Regions from separate parts of the Homo sapiens genome. Here regions 1 and 3 are each linked to region 2. A link is a loop called in an ENCODE intact Hi-C map of the cell type or tissue named here. Cell type or tissue: PC-3. All regions are shown on one strand. Region 1 has its middle 66 kb from the start of RGS7. Region 2 has its middle 37 kb from the start of FH. Region 3 has its middle 56 kb from the start of RGS7.

The links. Peaks named below come from ENCODE experiments on the same cell type or tissue, not always from the same donor. Only the 100,000 strongest peaks of a DNase experiment are listed, where the experiment ranks them.
Region 1: a loop joins it to region 2, with 4 times the contacts of the local background. A loop is called at or near these places in 6 of 110 quality-filtered maps.
Region 3: a loop joins it to region 2, with 6 times the contacts of the local background. A loop is called at or near these places in 7 of 110 quality-filtered maps.

What each region holds. Positions count from the first base shown.
Region 1 is chr1:241,419,192-241,427,191 of GRCh38, forward strand. No RefSeq gene overlaps it. Among named protein-coding and RNA genes, the nearest start is that of RGS7, 66 kb to the left of the region's middle. In PC-3, a CTCF peak has its summit at 4,682; DNase peaks (open chromatin) are centred at 1,000 and 4,550; H3K4me3 peaks cover 1,859 bases.
Region 2 is chr1:241,478,980-241,486,979 of GRCh38, forward strand. No RefSeq gene overlaps it. Among named protein-coding and RNA genes, the nearest start is that of FH, 37 kb to the right of the region's middle. In PC-3, CTCF peaks have their summits at 6,944 (motif pointing left) and 7,151; DNase peaks (open chromatin) are centred at 3,992 and 6,942; H3K4me3 peaks cover 1,110 bases; H3K27ac peaks cover 1,973 bases.
Region 3 is chr1:241,409,252-241,417,251 of GRCh38, forward strand. No RefSeq gene overlaps it. Among named protein-coding and RNA genes, the nearest start is that of RGS7, 56 kb to the left of the region's middle. In PC-3, no CTCF peak of the experiment used is centred here; DNase peaks (open chromatin) are centred at 4,420 and 4,900.

The DNA of each region.
Region 1 (8,000 bases), 60 kb before region 2:
CTCCTCTTCCTCGAGTCAGAGGGAGTATTACTACATACTCTGAAGCCAGAATAAACATTGAAGTGAAAAAATGTGTTAGCGTAAGTTTAATCCAGCCCTTCACTGTTTACATGAACACAATGAACAATCAACAGCAAGTCAGTAAATGAGTGTTTATTGAGCAAATGCTCTCAAGAGGCACAGCCGTGCTGCCCACCTTTCATGCAAGCAGCAGCACCAACTTTGACCTCTCAACTTCCCCATTAGGAGTGATTTTGACTGAGAAATTCCCTGAAATTTTTAAAAAACCAATGGGATATGTGGACTGCTACTAGATTTCTTTACCTTAGATATGAATATGACATCTTTCATATTTTAATAAGTAACTGACCTGTTAAGTTCTCTTAAAGGCATTTATGAAATTTGCTCTCAAAGGTGGTAAAACTAGACACTGACAAGCTGAAAAGGTAGGGCTCACGATACGGTTTGGCTGTGTCCCCACCCAAATCTCATCCTGAATTGTAGTTCCAACAATTCCCATTGTTGTGGAAGGGAGCCAGTGAAAGGTAATTGAATCATAGGGGTAGGTCTTTCCCATGTTGTTCTCAGGTTAGTGAATAAGTCTCACGAGATCTGATGGTTTTATAAAGGGGAGTTTCCCCATGCAAGCTCTCTTCTTTTGGTTGCCACCATGTGAGACGTGTCTTTCACTTTCTGCCATGATTGTGAGGCCTCCCCAGCCACGTGGAACTGTGAGTCCATTAAACCTCTTTCTTTTTTAAATTGCCCAGTCTCAGGTACGTCTTTATCAGCAGCGTGAAAACAGACTAATACAGTTCACACGGCACCACTATGCTCTCCTGGAGCCACTGGGGCCTACAGTCTGGCTCTCATTTTGATTCCATAGAATCATTTGGAGATGTCTGATTTCTACTAAAGAAGTTCATGATACAGACAAAACCAGACTTCCAGATTTGGAAAGAATCTTAAGAATGCTCCTGAAACACTGGTTCCCCAGGATGTTAATCATTTTCCCTTGGGGGAAAAATGTCCATGACCAGATAAGTTTAGGAAATGCTAGAATAAATAATATTAAGCATACTTTTTTACTGCAGAATTTTCCAGTCATAACTACTATTCTCTATGAATCACAAAGAAAATCACAAACTATAGGAAGCGTCTCCAAAAATTACTTGGCCATAAAATCCTTTTTACATTGAGCACCTTTAAAAAAAATTAATAGTGTGTGTATGTGGAGTTTTAGATTTACAGAAAGTTTGGACAAAACAGAGTTCTCATATATCTTCTTCTTCTTCTTTTTTTTTTTTTTGAGGCAGGTCTCACTCTGTCACCCCCAACTGGAGTGCAGTGGTGCGATCTCCGTTCACTGCAACCTCCACCTCCCAGGCTCAAGTGATTCTCCTGCCTCAGCCTCCTGAGTAGCTGGGATTACAGGTGCGTGCCACTACTGCCAGGCTAATTTTTGTATTTTTAGTAGAGATGGGGTTTCACTATGTTGGCCAGGCTGGTCTCAAACTCCTGACCTCAAATGATCTGCCCGCCTCAGCCTCCCAAAGTACTGGGATTACAGGCGTGAGCTACCGCACCCAGCCTCATATATCTTCTTCACATTCCACCACCGCTAGCTTCCCCCTATTATTAACATTTTGCATTAGTGTGGTACATTTGTTACAATTGATGAGCCAAGATTGATGCATTATTATTAACTAAAATTTCATAGTTTAGGGTTCACTCTTTGGGTTGTACATTCTATGGGTTCTGTCAGTTACATAATAACATGTATTTACCATTACAATATCATATAGAATAGTTACAGAATAGTCACACTACTGCAGGTGGATGTCCAGTTGTTCTAATAGATTGGGCACTTTGCTAAGACTTTTGTTCTGAGAGGGACTGTTGGGGGAATACTGACTGAATTTCATGTTGTAATTGTACAAGGGAAAAAATTGATTTTCTTCACAGGGAATTGGTTTTCTCAAGGTCACACAACTAATGCTGGCTAAATTGAGAACAAACACTGATCTACAAAGCAGAATTTCAATTTTAATTTTTAATGGAAGTTGTCTTTTCAATGACCAATGTGCTTGTATGTGTTGCCTGGTACCTTCTAAGTTAGAAGATTTTTCCATACAGATTAAATAATCAGATGGTTATTTGGCGAAATAAAGCAAAGAGATTAAGAGAGTCTTGGAGGACATTTCATGTAGGTTGTGAGGTAACCTGAATATTTTTCCTACTTTACTATGTAGTCCACTTTTCTAGTAACATAAATTCTCATATCTCTTAGGGATGGTGTCTTTTTTTTAGTCACTAGATACACACACACACACACACACACACATACGCACACACACACACACTCTTTAATTTTCTTTGTCCTTGATTAAACATATCACAATACTTGTATATTGTTATAGCCTGAGGCATAACATCATTAATAGGCTAACAGTTTATCTTACATTAGTCTTTGTTAATGCTGATAAATTCAACATTCAGTTCTAATCTCCTGTTCTTTGACAGGTACTGTAAGAGGGGTGGAAATTTCAGGAACACCTGAGCTTTTTTTGATAAATGTTTCAGAGATTCTCCCATGCCTTTTATAAGCTTTTGGAAGCTTTCATAATTTTATCTTTTATGTTTGGTTATACAGAGTTAGTATGTTTAATTTATGTTAATTTTTCTGACATTTTTCCTAAATTCCAGAAGTTACTACCATTTGGGGCCAGGTAATCAATAGGGACTGTCAAGAGAAATAATTTAGCCTTCCCTTGGTTCTAACCACCTTCCCCAAATACATTATCTCTATGAAGTCTATGCATGCAATATCCCAAGTGTCTTATTATAGGTGATTCTATTTTCACAGGCAGCAGGTAATATAAAACATTCTAAAACTGTTTCTCATTCTTTCTATTCCATTCAAGATTTTCAAATAGGTGAAGCAAGAATTAGGACTGGCTACTTCAGTGAGTATATTGCCCTTTGATGGGCAGAATTCACCCAGGTCCTCTTAAGATAGAGTAAATCAGCTTTACAAAGTGAGACCTTGTTGTTAGAGGGTAGCAATGAATTACTGCCTCTACTGGACATCACTTCATGGGACTCATTACTTTTTCCAAAACCTAATTATCTTACCACATCACAAAGTATTTTACTTAGTCATTAGATGTTTTGAATTACAGAGGTGAAATTTTCTATTATTTACAGACAAAATACGGGAAGGGTAGATAATCTAGAGAGAGAGAGAGAACAGAGTGTTTCTAAATTTATGCTATTGACAATAATAAAAGTTCAGAGAAAAAGAGCAAAAATCACCAAATTTTAAACACAACATGAATATCTGCTTCAACCAATGAAGAAATGAAGAAATAAAAACATGTAAAGCATCAAGACAAAACCCTGCCTATCGCTGATGCTCAATCAAAATCCGTGAAATTGAATTGGCTTTGTTAATTCATGGTTGATTTATCTCATGAGACACTCGAGGGCTGCTATTGCGTCTCTTTAAAGAGAGGTAGTTACGCTTCAGACAGCAGCAGTGTGGAAAGTCAGGCTCATGTGGTTGTTTTGCTGTTGTTGTTGTTTGGTTTTGAGACAGGGTCTTACTCTGTCACCTAGGCTGGAGTGCAGTAGTGCGATCACAGCTCACTGCAGCCTCTAACACCTGAGCTCACTGATCCTTCTGCCTCAGCCTCCAGAGTAGCTGGGATCATAGGTGCGTGCCATGATACCCGGCTAATTTTTTTTTTTAATATAGAGATGGGGTTTCACTGTATTGCCAGGCTGGTGGCAAACTCCTGGGCTCAAGCGATTCCTCTGCCTTAATTTACCAAAGTGCTGAGATTACAGGTGTGAGCCACCAAGCCCAATGCTTTTGTTTTATCGATTTTGTTTTAGCATTAAATTCTAATAAACTTTTTCATTATGAAAATATTCAGGCATGCATAAATGTAGGAGAATTAGTAGGATGGGCCCTGTCATAAATCAGCCAGCTTCAGCAACTGCAAATACAATGTCAATTTTGTTCCATCTATTCTGCCTCACCCACTACCCTTACTGTTTTTTTAATGTATATATAACTTTATTGAGGCAGAATTTACGTACCATAAAATTCACCCACTGCACTGCAGAATTTAACGATTTTTAGTAAATGTATAGTTGTACAGCCATCACAAAAATCTGATTTTAGAACGTTTGTATCATCTACCTAAAAGTTCCCTGTGTTCATTTGGAGTCAATACCCCTTTTGACTACATACCCAGGTAACCACTGATCTGCCTTCCGTCTCTATATATTTGCCTTTGGGGGACATTTTATATGAACGCAATCATGCAATAGTTCCCATTTTCCACATGCCTTTTTAATTTAGCCTGTATCTGAGGCTCATCATTTTCATGGCATGTATTAGTTGTTCTGTCATTGCCAAATAATCTCTCATTGTAAAATTATGCTCGATTTGTTTATCTAGTTAACCACTACTGTACATTTGTTTCCAGTTTTTGGCTATTATGAATAATGCTGCTAGAAACATTAATGTCTTTTTGTGAAAAAGTACTTTCGTTTCCCTTCTAGACACCTAGAAGTGAAATGACTGGGTCATATTGATACGGCAGCAGCAGGCAGTCCTGAGCGGCCGCTGCCATCGCGCCGGCTGCAGCGGAAAGGTACAAGCGGTGGCGGCAGGAGCCGCTGTGGGAGCAGCAGTGGCGGCAGTGGGAGCCCTGTGCCACGCGTCCCCTGTGCGCCGTGTCCCCAAGGCAGCTGACTACACCTCCCCCACCCTCCTGCAGCAGGGTGGATCCCACCTAGCGGGACTCCCCACCCACCCCTCCAGGCCTTCTCCACTCCGGACTCTGGCCACTTGCCACCGTTGTCGCCCGCCGCCGCTGCAGGGAGGGTGCACGGAGGGAGCAGACCGTCTCCGGAGCCCGCCGCCCTGGGGGCTGCAGTGATGGGGCCGGGCTGAGGCACCTGCCGGCGGGGTAGCAGGGCAGTCGAGCACGGAGGGAGGGGCGGGCCTCCAGGGGACTTCAGCGGGAGCCGGGCCTGGGGCGGTGCCGCACTTGCACACGGAGTGTGGGGGGCCAGGCCTGGGACCAGGAGCTGGGGCCGGGCTTCGGCGCAGAGGCAGGAAGAGGAAGCGGCACCCGCTTCGGGGACCCAGCCGGCGGCCAGGCCACCGCGCCCACCCGGCCGATGGCACCGTGTTCCTGCGCCTCGGGAGGGAGGAGGCTCTGCGCGGGACTGCAGGTTCTGCCCCGCATCGGAGTGATCGCTGAGCCTGACGCTCTCGAAGGCTGGGCCTGGGGCCCGCAATCTACTCCGGAGGCTTTCCCACTGGGCAGGGTCGCTAGCAGGGTGAGAGAAAGCCCCGGGCCATCCCCGAGTGCCGGGGCCACAGGAAGAATTTGTGGCGACATCATCCCTTCCCCAGGTGCCACCCGGGTGCAGTGAGGACCTGGAGCCCCTGCCCCAGGCTGTGAGGAGACTTGACCAGAGCTGCCTGAATGCTCCACGGAGCAGGTGGGAGCCCACCCTCCCAGGTGCAGGACCCGGGAGTCTCTGCACTCTGCACCCTCGGGGGCCCAGGGGACCCCCTTGCCCTTGCAGGCTTGTATCTGCTCCTGCTGCCTAGCCTCTCCCCACTGCCGGCGCCTGCCTGGATCTCGGAGCAGGGTTGGGGCCGTGCCCCAGCACTGACAGCCCGGCCAGGTGTGTGCACACACGGGGCAGTGCTGATATGCCAGTCACCTGCCACCTCGGCCGCCTCCGGACCTTGGGCACCAAAAAGCACTTTTTAAAAATATACTTTAAGTTATGGGATACATGTGCAGAACGTGCAGGTTTGTTACATAGGTATACACGTGCCATGGTGGTTTGCTGCACCCATCAACCCGTCATCTACATCAGGTATTTCTCCTAATGTTATCCCTCCTCTAGCCCACCATCCCCTGACAGGCCCCGGTGTGTGATGTTCCCTTCCCTGTGTCCATGTGTTCTCAATGTTCAACTCCCGCTTATGACTGAGAACATGCAGTGTTTGGTTTTCTGTTCCTATGTTAGTTTGCTGAGAATGATGGTTTCCAGCTTCATCCATGTCCCCGCAAAGGATATGAACCCATCCTTTTTTATGGCTGCATAGTATTCCATGGGATATATGTGCCACATTTTCTTTATCCAGTCTATCATTGATGGGCATTTGGGTTGGTTCCAAGTCTTTGCTATTGTGAATAGTGCTGCAATAAACATACACGTGCATGTGTCTTTATAGTAGAATGATTTATAATCCTTTGGGTATATACCCAGTAATGGAATTGTTAGGTCAAATGGTATTTCTGATTCTAGATCCTTGAGGAATTGCCACACTGTCTTCCACAATGGTTGAACTAATTTACACTCCCACCAACAGTGTACAAACTTACCTATTTCTCCACATCCTCTCCAGTATCTGTTGTTTCCTGACCTTTTAATGATCACCATTCTAATTGAAATGAGATAGTATCTCATAGTGGATTTGATTTGCATTTCTGTAATGACCAGTGATGATGAGCTTTTTTTTCATATGTTTCTTGGCCACATAAATATCTTCTTTAGAGAAGTGTCTGTTCATATCCTTCACCCACTTTTTGACGGGGTTTTCTTCTTGTAAATTTGTTTAAGTTTCTTGTAGATTCTGCATATTAGCCCTTTGTCAGATGGATAGATTGCAAAAATCTTCTCCCATTCTGTAGGTTGCCTGTTCACTCTGATGATAGTTTCTTTTGCTGTGCAGAAGCTCTTTAGCTTAATTAGATACAATTTGTCAATTTTGGTTTTTGTTGCCATTGCTTTTGGTGAATTAGTCATGAAGTCTTTGCCAGGACCTATGTCCTGAATGGTATTGCCTAGGTTTTCTTCTAGGGTTTTTATGGTTTTAGGTCTTACATTTAAGTCTTTAATCCATCTTGAGTTAATTTTTGTATAAGGTGTAACGAAGGGATCCAGTTTCAGTTGTCTGCATATGGCTAGCCAGTCTTCCCAGCACCATTTATTAAATAGGGAAACCTTTCCCCATTGCTTGTTTTTGTCAGGTTTGTCAAAGATCAGATGGTCGTAGATGTGTGGCATTATTTCTGAGGCCTCTGTTCTATTCCATTGGTCTATATCTCTGTTTTGGTACCAGTACCATGCTGTTTTGGTTACTGTAGCCTTGTAGTAGAGTTTGAAGTCAAGTAGTGTGATGCCTCCAGCTTTATTCTTTTTGCTTAGGACTGTCTTGGCTATACAGGCTCTTTTTTGGTTCCGTGTGAAATTTAAAGTAGTTTTTTCTAATTCTGTGAAGAAGTCAATAGTAGCTTGATGGGGATAGCATTGAATCTATAAATTACTTTGAACAGTATGGCCATTTTCAGGATATTGATTCTTCCTTTCCATAAGCATGGAATGTATTTCCATTTGTTTGTGTCCTCTCTTATTTCCATGAGCAGTTGTTTGTAGTTCTCCTTGAAGAGGTCCTTCACATCCCTTGTAAGTTTTATTCCTAGGTATTTTGTTCTCTTTGTAGCAATTGTGAATGGGAGTTCACTCATGATTTGGCTCTCTGTTTGTCTATTATTGGTGTAAAGGAATGTTTGTGATTTTTGCACATTGATTTTGTATCCTGAGACTGTTCCAAAGTTGCTTGCCAGCTTAAGGGGATTTGGGGCTGAGACAATGGGGTTTTCTAAATATACAATCATGTCATCTGCAAACAGAGACAATTTGACTTCCTCTCTTCCTATTTGAATATGCTTTATTTCTTTATCTTGCCTGATTGCTCTGGCCAGAACTTCCAATACTATGTTAAATAGGAGTGGTGAGAGAGGGCATCCTTGCCTTGTACTGGTTTTCAAATGGAATGCTTCCAGGTTTTGCCCATTCAGTATGATATTCGTTGTGGTTTTGTCATAAATAGCTCTTATTATTTTGAGATACGTCCCATCAATACCTAGTTTATTGAGAGTTTCTAGCATAAAGGGATG
Region 2 (8,000 bases):
TGGCATGCGCCTGTAGTCCCAGCTACTTGGGAGGGTGAGGTGGGGGGATCACTTGAGCCCAGGAGGTCAAGCCTGCAGTGAACCATGATTGCACCCCTCCACTCCAGCCTGGGTAACAGAGCAAGACTCTGTCAAAAAAAAAACCTCAAAATTGAAGGTAAAATAAACACATTTTCAGATAAACAAATGCTGAAAAAATTCATCACCAAGAGACTTACAAGAAATGCTAAAGAATGTTCTTGAGACTGAAAAGAAATGATAGAAGATTAAAAAGTTAAATCTACAGGAAATAAAGGAAAGTGCCAGTCATAGTCAATAGATTGATTAATATCACAAAAAGCTGTTTCCTTATTCTCTTAAAAGACAATTTCTTAAAAGGCAATTCACTGTTTATATCCAGGTGAGATTTATAATATATGTAGAAGGAAAATTTAAGACACAGCATGAAGCATAGGGAAATTACATTGAGTTACACTCTTCTAAGGTTGCTTTATTTGGGAAGTGAAAAATGGGAAGTGCATAGTGATAGAAGTGAGGTTAGAAATGAGCAATATGAAGTAGGAAGTGTCAGGTGTGAAGTGTGAAGTGTTAGATATTGATTCTAAAGAGACTTTGATAGATTAAAGATGCATATTATTAGCCCCAGAGCAGCCATTACAAACACAGGAAGAGACATAGGTAACAAGTCAGCAGAAGAAATACCATGAGATGCTAAAATATCCAAACAATCCAAAAGCACACGAGAAATGAAAAACAGAGGAACAAGAAACAGAAAAGAGAAATTTAAAAAACAGTGAGATGGAAGAATTAAACCATGCCATATCAAAAGTTACAATGCGTATAAGTGAACTAAAACACTAATGTAAAGGCAGAGAGCATCTAATTCAAAAAAGGATGATGCATCTATATGTTGCCTACAAGAGATGCTCTTTGAATCAAATAATACAAATAAGTTAGAAGGTATAAGAATGGAAAAAAATATACCATGCAGAAAATAAGAAAGCTGGAATAGACTTCAAGACAAAGAATATTACAGGAGATAAATGGGATGTTTGATAATAAGCAAAGGAGAAATTCATCAAGCAGACATACAACTCTAATGCACATAATAATATAGTTTAAACACTTATGAGGAAAAAAATTGAGAAAACTAAAGGAAGAAATAAATTCATAATCAAAGTTGGAAACTAAAATCTTGAACAAATAAAGTAGACAAGAATAGATGAAAGTATTTGTAAGGCTATAAAAGGTCCGAATACTGTTATTAACCAACTTGACCTGACTAACATTTCCAGAACACTACATCCGATTACAGTAGAATACACTTTTTAAAGTTTTTTTTTCTTTTAACTTTTACTTAAGGTTCAGGGGTACATGTGCCTTAGGTATGGTATATAGGTAAACTTGCATTATGGGGGTTTGATATATAGATTATTTCCTCATCCACGTACTAAGCATAGTACCTGATAGGCATTTCATCTGATCCTGTTTCTCCTCACACCCTCCACCCTCAAATAGACCCTAGCATCTGTTGTTCCCCTCTGTGTCTATGTGTTCTTGTCGTTTAGCTCCCATTTATAAGTCAGAACGTGCAATATTTTGTTTTCTGTTCCTGCATTAGTTTACTTAGGATAATGGCCTCCAGCTCCATTTGTTGCAAAGGATAGAGATGGATGATCTCATTCTTTTTTATGGCCGCATAATATTCCATGGTGTTTATGTACCACATTTTCTTTATCCAGTGTATCATTGATAGGAATTTAGGTTGATTCTAGGTCTTTGCTATTATGAATAGTGCTACCATGAACATACTCATGCAAGTGGCTTTCTGGTAGAATGATTTGTATTTTAGGGGATATGTATCCAATAATGGGATTGCTGGGTCAAATGGTAATTCTGTTTTTCATTCTTTGAGGAATCACCACACTGCTTTTTTTTTTCAAGTGCACGTGGACGTTCACCAAATTGCACATAGATAAGGCAATAAATTTCGAACAATTGAGGGGAAAATAAACTTGTCTTGTCTTCTATGCATATCTAAAAAGTTCTACAAATGGATAGCGAGATATGGACAGGTGATACTTTGTCCCACTCATTTTCTGCCCACCTTTTCAAACTCCAATAAGCCCAAGAGTCACTACTCCCATGAAGCCCTGATAAACACCACCCAAAATTGGCCCCTCGATGTGTGCCTACCTTCAACCTTCCATATTCTTTATGACACTCAACAATGCCTTATCACACTTCTTTTGCACGTTTTTCTGATTATTGGTCACCTTTTCTAGACCACTAGACCCAAGAACAGGGATCATATATAATTTGTGTGTGCAGACCCAGTCCCTAGCACAGTGCCTGCCACAGAACAGGCATTTAATAGTTGTTGTTCATCAATGAATGCTATTCTTAGTAATGGTTGGGTCAATTTTAAAGCAAGTATGACTGGCTTCTGTGCCTACCACCTGCCCCGCTCAAATAAAGGAAAATTTCCAGGGAAAGACAGCATGATGAAAAATAGGCCTGAAGTAAAAGATTAAAGGAAGCACATTTTGACTGATAAGAAGAAAGAGAAGTTTCCTTAAGAATGATTTTCTGTGCCAGCAGAAGATATTGCCTAGTGACAAAGTCAGAGTAAATGACCTTAGATCACCAAAACAATTCAGAGAGAAATAAGAAAATAATCCCTGTACAAAAAAGATGGAAGCAACAGGCTCTGCTGAAAAGTTGTGGAATTTTGATACTTGATAGTTTAATAAAGCCAACAAAGATTAGTTATTTTGAACAGTTAAATGTGGGTCCAGCAGAAGGATGATCTATTTGAGGATTTTTCCAAACAACAATTTTACCTATGAGTAAATAGAGATGCTGCAGGGAACTGTGAAAATGACTATTAGTGTATTCTTTGCCAAGAATATTTTCCCATCACTGTTTTTGTGTCCCATAATTCCCTGATCAATCATTTAGACTTTACATCGAGGCTGTCTCTTTTATCTTTTGAACCTTAGGCCTAATGGAAAGCCAAAGACAAAGTAAAGACTAAATACTAATTGTTGAAAGAATGTTTGTTAAATAGCATAGATATTATTCACCAGTTTCTCTGAGTTTGAATTTGTTTATTAGTAAAGGAGACAAGTTTACAGCATTGACCATTCAGGTCATCTTTCTTACCCATTATCAAATCCTCGGCCATCCCAGTTCTGTGAAATAGTGAAAAAAACAGTCAGTTCTATGTGTTGTTCCACCTGTAATTCGTTGTCACACTGAAAAGTGAAAGTCACAGTATTGTATTATAGTTTGATGTGTTGTAATATCACTAGGAAAGCTACCTGCTTTAATTCTTACACAAGAACTTTTGATTATTTATCGTATTTCTTACATATATCATTTCTTACCTATCCTATCTTCTTACACATGAACTATTTTATTTATTTATATTTGAAAACAGATCTTTTATTTAGACTTTTCAACAGTATGCAACGCTTTACCAATGCAAATGCCTTACTAATCAACAAATATTCAGTGTCTGTCTCCTCCATATGAAAGTTTATAAGAGCATTATTATTATGAGTTTTATACTTCAGCTAGGGATTTAACCACATAGACTGCAGAGGTGCTCTATCTTTATGTTTCTATGGTACAACAGAGCACATCTGGGTTTACATCAATGGCTGCACTCAGTTCCTGCAGAATAATACTCCTAATCCTCATTCTCCATGCTTATAAAAAGAAAATTCAATTATGAAACCACAGCATCTAAACTACTTATCCCTGCAGCCCCAAGACTTCATTCATCTGGAGACAGGCTAATGACAGGGCAATTTAGTATTGGGAAATTTGAAAATTTACTTCAAGATAAGTTTGCTTTAAAAATGTGGGTAATAATTGCAACTGTAAGATTAAGCCAGGTTTGTCTCATTGTGTAGATTTCTTCCCATATCCTGCCCCCCCACTTTATGACAGTAATGATTTTGTGACTAAGACTGGTGTCACTATAATGTTCTTGGGACAGAATGATAGTCCAATGACTCATCAGACAGTAGAAAGGGAAAATATTCAAGAAATTTAACATCATTGGTATTTGAAATATTTCAATACTGTGAATCTATTCCTAAAAATAAGGACAACTAAATAACTTTATTCACTAATAAAAAGCCACAATCAAAACAACTGTGACAGAGTGTGGAACAAATTATAATTACTTAAAGAATCATTGTGATTACTCATAAAAACCTTAACGTTTGCCAACCAATTTTTCTTGTCAAAATACATTGTTTCTTCTGGCGTTCATACCCTCAATTTGCCCAATTACTCTCCATAATTTTTTTTTTTTTTTTTTTTGGTGGCTGAGACACAAAATAGTATGCAGGTTCTGAAGACTTCTATCTGTAAGTACAATATTTGAGAAGTAGATGAGTACCTTTCAAAGACAAATGTTGAGATTTGTGAGTAGGAAAGATAGGGGAAAAAAAAGTGTCATGAGGATTTTGGCCTATACCGAGAAGTTTTTGAGTCGATTAGGAGCTCTGGAAACAAATGACATCAACTCTCAGCATTGCGGATGTCTCATTTTCCTCTTTATCTCTCTTTTCACTGCTTCTCTTCTTCTTCCCTGGATCCATGTGTCTGTCACTTACCATCCTCTACTCCCTCTCCTCTGTCTTCCTTTTCCTGTGCTGCTGTCTGCACACAGCAGCTGTCCACAGACTGTCCAGCCTTCAGAGATAACTGGCTTGTGGAGTCTGCAAAAATGGGTGTCTATCCCTTTCTCATTTTTTTTTTTTCCTTTGAGACGGAGTCTGGCTCTGTCGCCCAGACTGGAGTGCAGTGGCACGATCTCGGCTCACTGCAAGCTCCGCCTCCCGGGTTCACGCCATTCTCCTGCCTCAGCCTCCCATGTAGCTGGGATTACAGGCGCCTGCCACCACGCCCAGCTAATTTTTTGTATTTTTTTAGTAGAGACGGGCTTTCACCATGTTAGCCAGGATGGTCTCGATCTCCTGACCTCGTGATCCGCCCCCCTCGGCCTCCCAAAGTGCTGGGATTACAGCCGTGAGCCACTGCGCCTGGACGTGTCTATCCTTTTCTATAGCACCTCTAGGAAACACGAACCATGTCCAAGATACAATTAATTCCATCATATATTATCCCCAGCAAGATAGAGCTTCATTTACATGAAAAGTTGTATAGGCACAGAACTCATCCTTAGGAAGTTGTCCGTGTTTGTTTTAAGTGACCATATTCATAAGCCCTCTCTTAGGTTTGAGTGTTTCCCTCCCAGTGCATTTAACCTCTTCTGACTCCCTACTGGCTGTTTGGCGACCACCTGCCCCAGCACTTTAGCCATGCTCTCCTTACTCAACAATATCCCATGCTCTAAACCTCCTTTCATCAAAATTATGCCCCATTCCCTTAGGATACTGCTAAGTGAAGTTAATTTGATTGATTATTATGAACCAAGACATTAATTATTTAATAGATATTTGCATTTATCAGGGATTGTTTCATGAGAACACTTAACATGAGATCTATCCTCTTAACAAATTTTCAAGTGCACAGCATAGCATTGCTGACTCTAGGCACAATGTTGTACATAGATATCTAGAACTTATTTTCCATAAATGCATTCAATTGAGGTTTTCTCAAAGAAGTTGTTCAAATAATGTCTTTATATAGTACTTACTGTATGTCAGGTACCCGGTAAAATCTTGGATATTCAGAAGTAGACAAAATACATGTGTTCCTTATCTTCTTGGAGCATTATAATGTAGTGGATCTTTGAGTCAACATTGCAGAGTGGCTGTCTCCATACCATTCCAGTCACATCAGGTAGGGAGATCATCTATTATGTCATCACATGGACTATAAACAGTCTATAAAAGTTCATTCGGGGTAGCATTTATGTTCTGGGACTCAGGATGTAATGTTGTTGGTGTTGTTCTAGCACCAACAATAACCATGTGAGTTAGACAGTTCTATTCCCATTTTGCAGAGAAGACTGCTTTTACAGAATTAAATCCTCTACCTATGGGTCATGGGACAAGCAAACAACAGTATCAGGATCTGGAGATGACTTTGAACTCCAAGTCCAACATTGTCCACTCCACCACAGGTGCCACCTCAGATTCTCCCCAAGTCCCCTTGGATATGGAGTGAGTAGATTATCAGGATTTGCATGCCATCTTCAGCTTCTCACTGGATGCCCAAATGGTGGGAGGAATAGAATTGTAACGCAGGTTTTAAGTTCTTACTTCTATAATAGTCCTATGCTAATAATGTATCATTCTTACTGTGTAAATCAAGATTGACAAGCTGCTCAGCCATGCAGCTCACCTTTAATAATCATTCATTACATTCCTGAAACTGAGAGTTGATGTAGCATGAAAAATCATAGTGCTACTTTATGAATGTTATATAAATGAGTCAACAATGGCATCTGTGTATGGGGCCCTAGATTGTTTATTTCTTCACTGCAGGCAGAGACCCGCTAACTCAAAAATCTGACAGCTCCAAACTCAAATTTTTACACATCCAATTGTTAGATCGGTCCAAACAAGCAGATAGTCTAAATAAGCATATTTGTAGCCACTTAGAGCCTGTCTGTATTGTGTACTCAGTAAAACTGCACCAAACATCTGCTAGCAATAGATAAGTTCTGGGCCCTAAAGACCCCAAGCTGCTGCTGCCCTTTGGAGCTGTCTGAGTCACTCTTGCCATGCTGCTAATGATGTTACCTAGACACATAGCCCTCTATCAAATTTCCCTCTTCCCTGGAAGTCCCCTTGCCCTCCACTCTTTCTGAGTGGTGGCTTCCCGTACTTTAAACTCCGGAAGACCTCATGCTCTGAGGGACTTCTCCTGCTCTGAGGGACTTCTCCTGCATGCAAACCTGTCAAAGGCAAATAAAGCTCATCTGTGCTATTGCCACCTTGTGGTCATGTATTGCTTTTTAAAAAATCAGCCCCCATATCCCTCGAAGCATCTACAACAATCTAAAATTTCCTTGATTCGTTTGAAGACACACACAACATACATACAATTCCCCAAGCAAAAGCATGAAGTCAGCTTATTGTTTTTCATTTGTGCGTGGTATTTGGCAAATATTCAGCCACGACTAGTATGTAACAGTAATAGGCACAGGTGATTCTTATTTGACAATTGTGTAGCTTGCTACACAGAAGAGAACTAATTCACAGAGTAGATACTACCAGTCACATGAACTCATTAGCTTACCACTTCAAAGTTAATAGAGTGCCTCATGGGATCAGTCCTATTTTGGAAATGTTTGGAGGTCATAGGAGTAGAAAGTAAAGAACATCTTGTGGTCCCAGAAAATAAAGGAAACACTAAAAAATAAATCAATAAAAACAAAAAATAATTAAGGCTTGTTTAAGCACAAGGACCCACTTGACTGGCTAATGTTAGAGCAAATTGAGTCACAAAGTAAATAATGGTAGTACTGAACACATAGAATAAAATAAATATCTATGGTTCCAAATTGTTATAAATAATAAAATAAGTGAACAAACAGGGAAAGAAATGGCTCTTCCTCATAGTAGAATTTAAATAAATGTATTAGATAAAAAACCATAATCGCCATTAGGCAACCACCACAATAGTAACTGTCACAGACAGATAAGGTACTCTCATGGATGCAAAAATTTGTGGCTGAAAGTTTGAGAATAGATTTTGCATAGTTTCAACATATTTCCCTAAGATACATACTAACTACAAAGGGAAAAATGGTAACTTTATAGTAAAAAACATGGCAGACACCCACTTAACCAAAGCAATCAAAGTAAATATCAATAATAAGACACAGAGATTATCAACCCCTTAGTATGATGCCCTGAGGACACCACAACATCATTTCTGTGGTATTCTTGCCAAAAATCCATAACTTCATTCCAATTATGAGAAAGTATCAGAATAATTCAAATTGGCAGACATTCTATAGAACAAATGATCCAGCCAGGCATGTTGCACTCTGTGGTCCCAGCCACTTG
Region 3 (8,000 bases), 70 kb before region 2:
TTTAAAAAAATTTTTGAAAACACTGACCTCTGAGCTAGATCTAGGCTATAAACATCTACCTTTTAATCTCACTTAAGGTGTGATGGTTAATTTTATGTATCAACTTGACTGGGCCATGAGGTGGCCAGATATTTAGTTGAACTTTATTCTGGGTGTGTCTGTGAGGCTGTTTCTGCATGCAGTGAACGTTTACAGTGGACCGAGTAAAGCAGACAGCCCTCCCTTACGTGAATGGGCCTCATCCAGTTAGTTGAAGGTTTGAATAGAACGAGAAAGTTGAGTATGGGGGAACTCCTTCTGACTAACTGCCTTCAAGCTGGGACATTGATTTCCTCCTGTTTTTTGGACTTGAATTAAAACATTGGCTCTTCCTGGGTTTTGAGACTTGGATTTCAGACGGAACTATGTCATTGGCTCTCTTCGCCCTCCAGCTTAATTGTGTGAGCCAATTTTCTACAATAAATCTCAATCTCTCTCTCTCTCTCTCTCTCTATATATATATATGTATCTAAAATTTAAAATATTTTAATTAATATGTTCATCAAATTTAAAAATATTCATATGTATTTATATATTTATGACATATATGACATCTATATGTCTACATTATCTCTCTCTATATATATATATATGTCTCCCTATATGTCTATATCCTATCGGTTCTGTTTCTCTAGAGAACTGTGGCTAATACAGAAGCAAAAGGGTGATGTAATATCAATGGGCAGATTTTCCCATTTTCTTACATCATTTTGTGTTTTCTTTCCAGTAGATTAAAGAGGGGTGGAAAATTACAAAATCCAGTGCATGCCACTTAAATTAAAGTTGCGACCATTTTTATTCGTGCCAGGAGGAAGGACTTTATTCTCCTTGATTTGAGCAAATCCATTATCGGAGCTTTCAATTTCAGGCATTCCAAATTTAGGTCCACTTGAGGCTGGGATGACTGCTATGTCTGAGAGGGCTTCTTTCTCTGCAGCTTCTTAAAATGCAAGAACAGAAATCAGGAAACATTAGAGAGACCAACAAAATGATTCAGATATTTATGTAGGTAACTAAGATGCTGTTGCTTTTCTTGACTAGAATTTCATTATAGCTTCATTAGGCAAAGAGACTCTATTCCTAATAGTGCATCTGATCAACAGAAATGCAACTAGCAAATCAAAAAATGTATGAAAGACAAATAAATGGCTTCCCAGGCTGAGAAGAGCCAAACAGGTTTAACTGTGGGTGATTTTGGAGGCCTGGATAGTGGCTTCCCTGAATCCCTAAGCCTAACTTTTCTCTAATTTACCAGAAGTGAGAAACAAATGCATACCCAGACGGCTCCTCTCAACAGCAGGCACCCAAGCCTAAACCCAGATGGTTCATCACTATGAATGACTGTTCTCGTGCTTGTTCAGTAAAAAGACAGAACACGAGGCCCGTGATATGATCAGCTGCACATCAACTCAGACATGCTTCTACACAGGATACCAGGAAGGTGAGGGAGTTGTACTTCTGCTTCTTCCATCTACGGTTGCCAACCTGCACTAAGGGATGTTTGCTAGAATGAAGCTGAGCTAAAGTAGAGTGTGTCTTGCTGGAGACAGGTCCTAGTCTGCCCTGAGGGTCTTTTAGCTAAGAGAGCATTGCTGCCCCCTCCTTTGCCTTATCTATCCTTTTGACCATTGTTCCTGCCTCTGAATTGCCATTTTGACCCCAGACACGGTCACATTCTTCTGCCTCCTCAACTTGTCTAGGCACCATACCCTCTACCTTCTAAACCTCACATTTGCCTCCTGGACTACCACACTGCCATCTCCACCAATTCAGTTACTGCTTCCCAAAATAAGAATATTTGACCTTCTTCTCTTTTCCACGACCTCTGATTTTACTTGGCAACCAAGCCACGGTTTGTTAGAATTTGGTCACGAACAAGTATTTACACAAAAATTCAACTTCAGGGAACTAAACATGTTTTAGATGGCAAGGAATCTAGAAGTTGCGAGTCAGTCCAGAGCTGATGAAACTGCTCAAGGAAGTCATCTGGAACCAGATTCTTTCTAGCTTGCTTCTCCTCCATCATCCTTAGCTTGTGGTTTCTGTTTTAATGATCTCCAGGATGACTACTCTGCACCCAAGCAAATTTTAATTCCAGAACAGAAAAAAAAAGAAGGAAAAGAAGAGAGAAAGGATGAAGGACAGGTAAATGAAGCAAATGCTACCTGGCTACCTGGCTGCACCTACTAATAATGCACTTACCCTGCTCCTTTTCAACCATTATTTAATATTTAATCAGGAGCAATACTAACCCCTATTCAGAAAGGAGAACAATGGAAGTCACATAGGAGAGACAGTGCCAAAGTCAACACCAAACACCGCCAGGCAGGAAAACTCAGGACTCCTGTGTTCTGTCAGAGGTGCTGTCCTCGGTTACCCATTCTGGCATCCTCCCGTCCTGCTTCTGGGGAGATTATTCCTTGTCTCTTTTCATCCATGGCCACATATGAAATGGGTATTATAGAAGATCACTTCCTTTGAAGCCACAGATATTTTTGGCCCACTTCCTATTGGTCTTAATTTGAGGAAAGGAATAACCTTAGAGGTTTAACAATGACAGGCTCTTATTAGCCTCCGGCAATACAATGTCCTCAAAAGTTTACAGAATTTCCAGTGTTGGAATAATTTCTCAATTAATTCCATATGTGAATAACCACAGACAAAGATTTCACTTAGATATGGTATTTAGCTAGAAGATTCCTTTCCTTTACCTTCTGATATGGTTTGGCTGTGTCCCCATCCAAATGTCATCTTATACTGTAGCTCCCATAATCCCCACACGTTGTGGGAGGGACCCGGTGGGAGGTAACTGAATCATGAGGGCAGGATTTCCCTTGTTGTTCTCGTGATAGTGAATAAGTCTCACGAGATCTGGTGGTTTTATAAGTGGGAGTTCCCCTGCACACGCTCTCTTTCCTGCCACCATTTAAGATGTGACTTTGCTTCTCCTTTGCCTTCTGCCATGATTGTGAGGCCTCCCCAGCCATGTAGAACTGTGTGAATCCATTAAATCTCCTTTATTTATAAATTACCCAGTCCTGGGTATGTCTTTATTAGCAGCGTGAGAACAAACTAATACACCTACTGATCTCTGGGTTGTTCCCGGTCCTCTGTTCCATAGCTTAATGGCCAATGCCTTGAGGTCATTCAAAATAATGATGGAGAGATAGCAAGTGTAATACCACTGTGCATTTGTCTAAAGAAATCCAAAGAGCCTGGATGGAAAAGTCTTAAGTTACCAATCTATGAAGGCTCCAGGCTTCCTGTCACTGTCCTTGCCTGCTCAGTTTAGTAGGAATAAATTTCTTTTTTAAAACTCAGCAGTACCCAAAATATAGGATTGTCAGTGAATTTAGAATGCAGGCCACAGGTAAAGCATTGATCTCTCATTTCCTCTTGCAGACTGGCTAACTTGGATCGAAGTACAGACCACTCCTTCAGAAAAAAAAAAAAAAATCTATAGCCATATGCCAGGGTTCTGAATTTTTTTCCACTATTTATCCTAATAGCAAAGCTGCCACGGCACATGGTCTGTATCCCAAAGAACAGCGGGTGACAATCTGACCAAATGTTCGGCCACCACATAAGAAGGGTCACCAGATTTGCAGCCTGAAATACCTGAGACCTCACTATCCAAAGCCCCACCTCTTCCACTCAGCCAATTCCACATTTTTGAATCTTATTTGCTGCATCCTCTTTCAGGTAGAAAGTCCACTTCAGGTATAATGCATTCAGCTGCAGCTACTAAGTAAATCTGCCGGAATACAGTGCCCTATAACGCAGCTCACAGAAAGGTGTTTGAATGCAGATTTGCCACTGATAATTCCATCATTTCTTACACTCCAATCATGATATTGTCCATGAAGAATAGCTTGGGTACATGATCTAATTTATTCCTCACAATATTGATATGGGACACAACTATGATATACATGGGTATATGATAAGATATGGGTATATTATCATCCCCATTTTACTGATGAGTAAATTGAGGCTCAGAGCCTAGGTACTTTGCTCAGGTTCTCACATTTGCTAAGTTGTGGAGCTGAGATTTGAACCTAGATCCGAGTGACACAGAAGTTGGTTCTTTTTATTATTTAATCACTTTAATCATTTAATCTATTATTGAGGTAAAACTGCACCACAGAGGACCAAAAGGAGAACTACAGTGCAAGTCCAGGTGCCTGTAGCCATGGCACAGCTGTGGCATAGTTGTTCCAATGTGGTAACCAGATGTGTCCTTCTGGTTGTCTTGGTACGGAGCCACAGCTCCAGTACTGAGTCACAGCCACATGCAGATGCCACCACAGAACATGTGATATTTTAGATCTGAGTTGACAGTTTAACATGTAAACATTATCAGAAAATAATGAGTCAGGCTCTCCCGAGCCATATGCTTCATCTCAGAGCCAAGGCTGTGTCATCACTGTCAAATGCTCCTTCAGGCCACTAAATCACCACAGTAAGATCATAGCTTCAGGACCTAAGTAGCTCCTGGGGATGGGAAAGAGATGACTGACTGAGGTGGTTGATGGGATTCTTACAGGTAAGTCAAATGGGTTTTTTCACTTGCATCACCTTGGGGACCCATTCAGCAGTGCCGTTGGTGGAGGCTGAGAGACCAGGTCCTCTAAAATTGTGACACCTGCTCTCTTTGAAAATGAGGCACTCTCTCAGTTTAAATATTTTGTTAATGTTTTTCCCCTACAATTCCCTTCAATTAAAAGATGATGTATGGCATTCATGGGATAAATGAAGTTGATGCATTGTGAGCATTTCGTGACCTCTCACACCCTGAGGGGTCCAAGTGGGGCTGGAAGTCTGCAGGGAGGCATACCTTTATTCAGGGCTGAGTCATGTTGTTTGCAAGGGCCCTAGAGCCAAGTGTGTTGAAGACACAGACACCTGAGGGGCACTAGCTCCGCAGACACCTGGACTTGCCGGTGGATCTTTCAGAGGAGGAGCTAGGCAGGGTTCTTTCCTTCCAAATGAAGTAAAAGCATGAAAAAGAAGAAAGGGAAGTGTCTGCTTCTGGACACTAGTGATAAAATTGGTTTGAGGGTGTTGCTACTTGGAAATACCAAGACATCCAGGCACCTGCTCTCACCTGCTGTGCCCTGTGTCTTCTGTTTTTTTTTGCAGACAGAGCAGCTTTATCTGAATCTGGCCTTGTCAAGTGATTAGATCACGTATTTAGTTTTTGTCTCATCAATTGATGATAAACTTGAAGAAGGCAGAGGGGTGTGTGTGTGTGTGTGTGTGTGTGTGCATGTGTGTGTGTGTGTGCATGCCCGTACATGGTGTGTTTATTTCCTGCAGTCTCTAGGACAGCAACAGTGACTTTGCCATTTCATTTGTTGAAGTGGCCTAAAATATGATATATGGAAAAGTGGAAGAGACCCATAATCCTCTTTCACTTTTGAAGTGATTTATGCGTTACAACACTAGATTGCAGAGCGGGCTAGAATTAGAAATGGATAGATTTTTGGGTAAAATACATATCTTGAACAGAGTTTTTATGCTGTATATATACACAAAGAGATATCTATAGAAAAAGACAGAGAGAAAATAGATGCAAATAGATAAAATTATGTATAAGTAACATTTACCACAAGTATGTTTAACTATTTCACACACAAAAATGAACACAATCACAGAAAATAGGAGAGACCTTAAGAAAATACAGTATCATCTAAAAGCTGTCCCTTTTGTTGGAGGAAGTGGAAAAGTACAGCTCCTTTTTCTTCGCAGTGTGCCCTTGAGGAAGGACAATGAATTTCTCCTTGTCTTCCTCTATATGATACAATGCACTGCCTTCAGTCTCTGTGATACAGATTTTATATTCATAGAATCTTCAATTTTAATGCTGTTATCTTTTCACCTTGCAGAGCTAATAGGAGTTAATACTATATCCCAGGTATAACTATACCTCTCTCTAATACCTGTATCCCTAGAGAGGAGTGTGTCCACTATGAATATTTAAAGGGTTGAATCGTATTTTTTAATGCTTAAGAAGATCTTGTCTCAGAGTATTCATTTATGAATCTTTTGGAAAAATGAATGATTAGTTATTGAATTATTACTTAAATATGGATTTGTATGTACTGGGTTTATTCGTAAATCATTCAAATATATAAGATAGTCCTGCAAGTTGAAACTCTAGTAGGATTTTACAAGATCAGGATGATCTTGTTAAAAAAAAGTCACGAAAAGTCACCAAGAGTGAAAGGTGACTCCAAGCAATAATGTATCTAGACATGGAAATATTTCAAAAGTCTTATTTCACCTATTCCTTAATACCAGTGCAATAAGGAGAGGTGGTTAATGCTCCTTTCATATTCAGTTAATTCTGCAGGACCGTGCTATAGGTTGAATAATTAGAAAATCCCTTTAACTACTGGGAAGTGAGGAGCGCCTCTGCCCGGCCACCACCCCGTCTGGGAGGTGTGCCCAACAGCTCATTGAGAACGGGCCAGGATGACAATGGCGGCTTTGTGGAATAGAAAGGCGGGAAAGGTGGGGAAAAGATTGAGAAATCGGATGGTTGCCGTGTCTGTGTAGAAAGAAGTAGACATGGGAGACTTTTCATTTTGTTCTGCACTAAGAAAAATTCTTCTGCCTTGGGATCCTGTTGATCTGTGACCTTACCCCCAACCCTGTGCTCTCTGAAACATGTGCTGTGTCCACTCAGGGTTAAATGGATTAAGGGCGGTGCAAGATGTGCTTTGTTAAACAGATGCTTGAAGGCAGCATGCTCGTTAAGAGTCATCACCAATCCCTAATCTCAAGTAATCAGGGACACAAACACTGCGGAAGGCCGCAGGGTCCTCTGCCTAGGAAAACCAGAGACCTTTGTTCACTTGTTTATCTGCTGACCTTCCCTCCACTATTGTCCCATGACCCTGCCAAATCCCCCTCTGTGAGAAACACCCAAGAATTATCAATAAAAAAATAAATTTAAAAAAAAAAAAAAAAAAAAAAAAGAAAATCCCTTTAACTAGAGTCCAGTGACAAAGTTCCCACTGGCGTGAGATTACTACTGGCTTTTGAGCTCTTTGAACTCAGAGGGTATGCCTGCCAATGTTCATATTTCTTTTCTTTTTCTTTTCTTTTTTTTTTTTTGATGGCTTTTTTCTCTGTTGCTCAGGCTGGCCTTGAACTCCTGAGCTGAAGCAATCCTCTTCCCTCAGCCTCACAAGTAGCTGGGACTATAACGCGTGTCACAATCCCTGGCTCATGTTCATACTTCAATCTTCAGCGTGGTGATTTAAATGTAATGGGTGCTCATTAAATATATTTTAATTTATATTTAATAAATATAAACAAGATTCATCATTTAAATAAGAGGGAAACTAGCATCAAAGCAACACGTCTGGCTATTCAAGAGAGAAACATCTCTTATTTCACTCTCTGAATTCTAAGTTGGAGGAAAGGGAACCGGTATGATCGAAAGAGGACAAGAGAGAAAATTCTCAGATTTATTTGGAAAGCGATTCTATTCATCTTATGTCGGATTCTTTAAGTGAAACTAGTTAAGTGAAAAGAGAAGGAAAACAGTGACTACAAGAGAATCAATCAGCAGATATTGAAAGACTTTCATGTAACTAATGGCATCTGCTTAGAAAATATGAATTGGGCCCAAAGTGGTATTCTTTTTGGTCACTTATATTGGAATTTAAATGTGTAACTAAAAATGAAATCTTTAGAGAAAATTTCATTTCTTAAGCTGAAATCTTTCCACAAGTTGGAGAAAAGAGAGATGTGCATCCGGGAAATCAAACTGAAAAGACAGGCTGAGCTTATAAATTGAGATTCCCCAATCAGAGGCCATACTTTTCTTTCCTAATTACTGTTCTTTTCCTTGGATCCTACATCCATCACTACATTAATTCCAGGCTTAACTTACAGCCAGCTCTTCTCCGTGGCCCATCTCAGCATAATGAACTTTTGCCATTATCTTG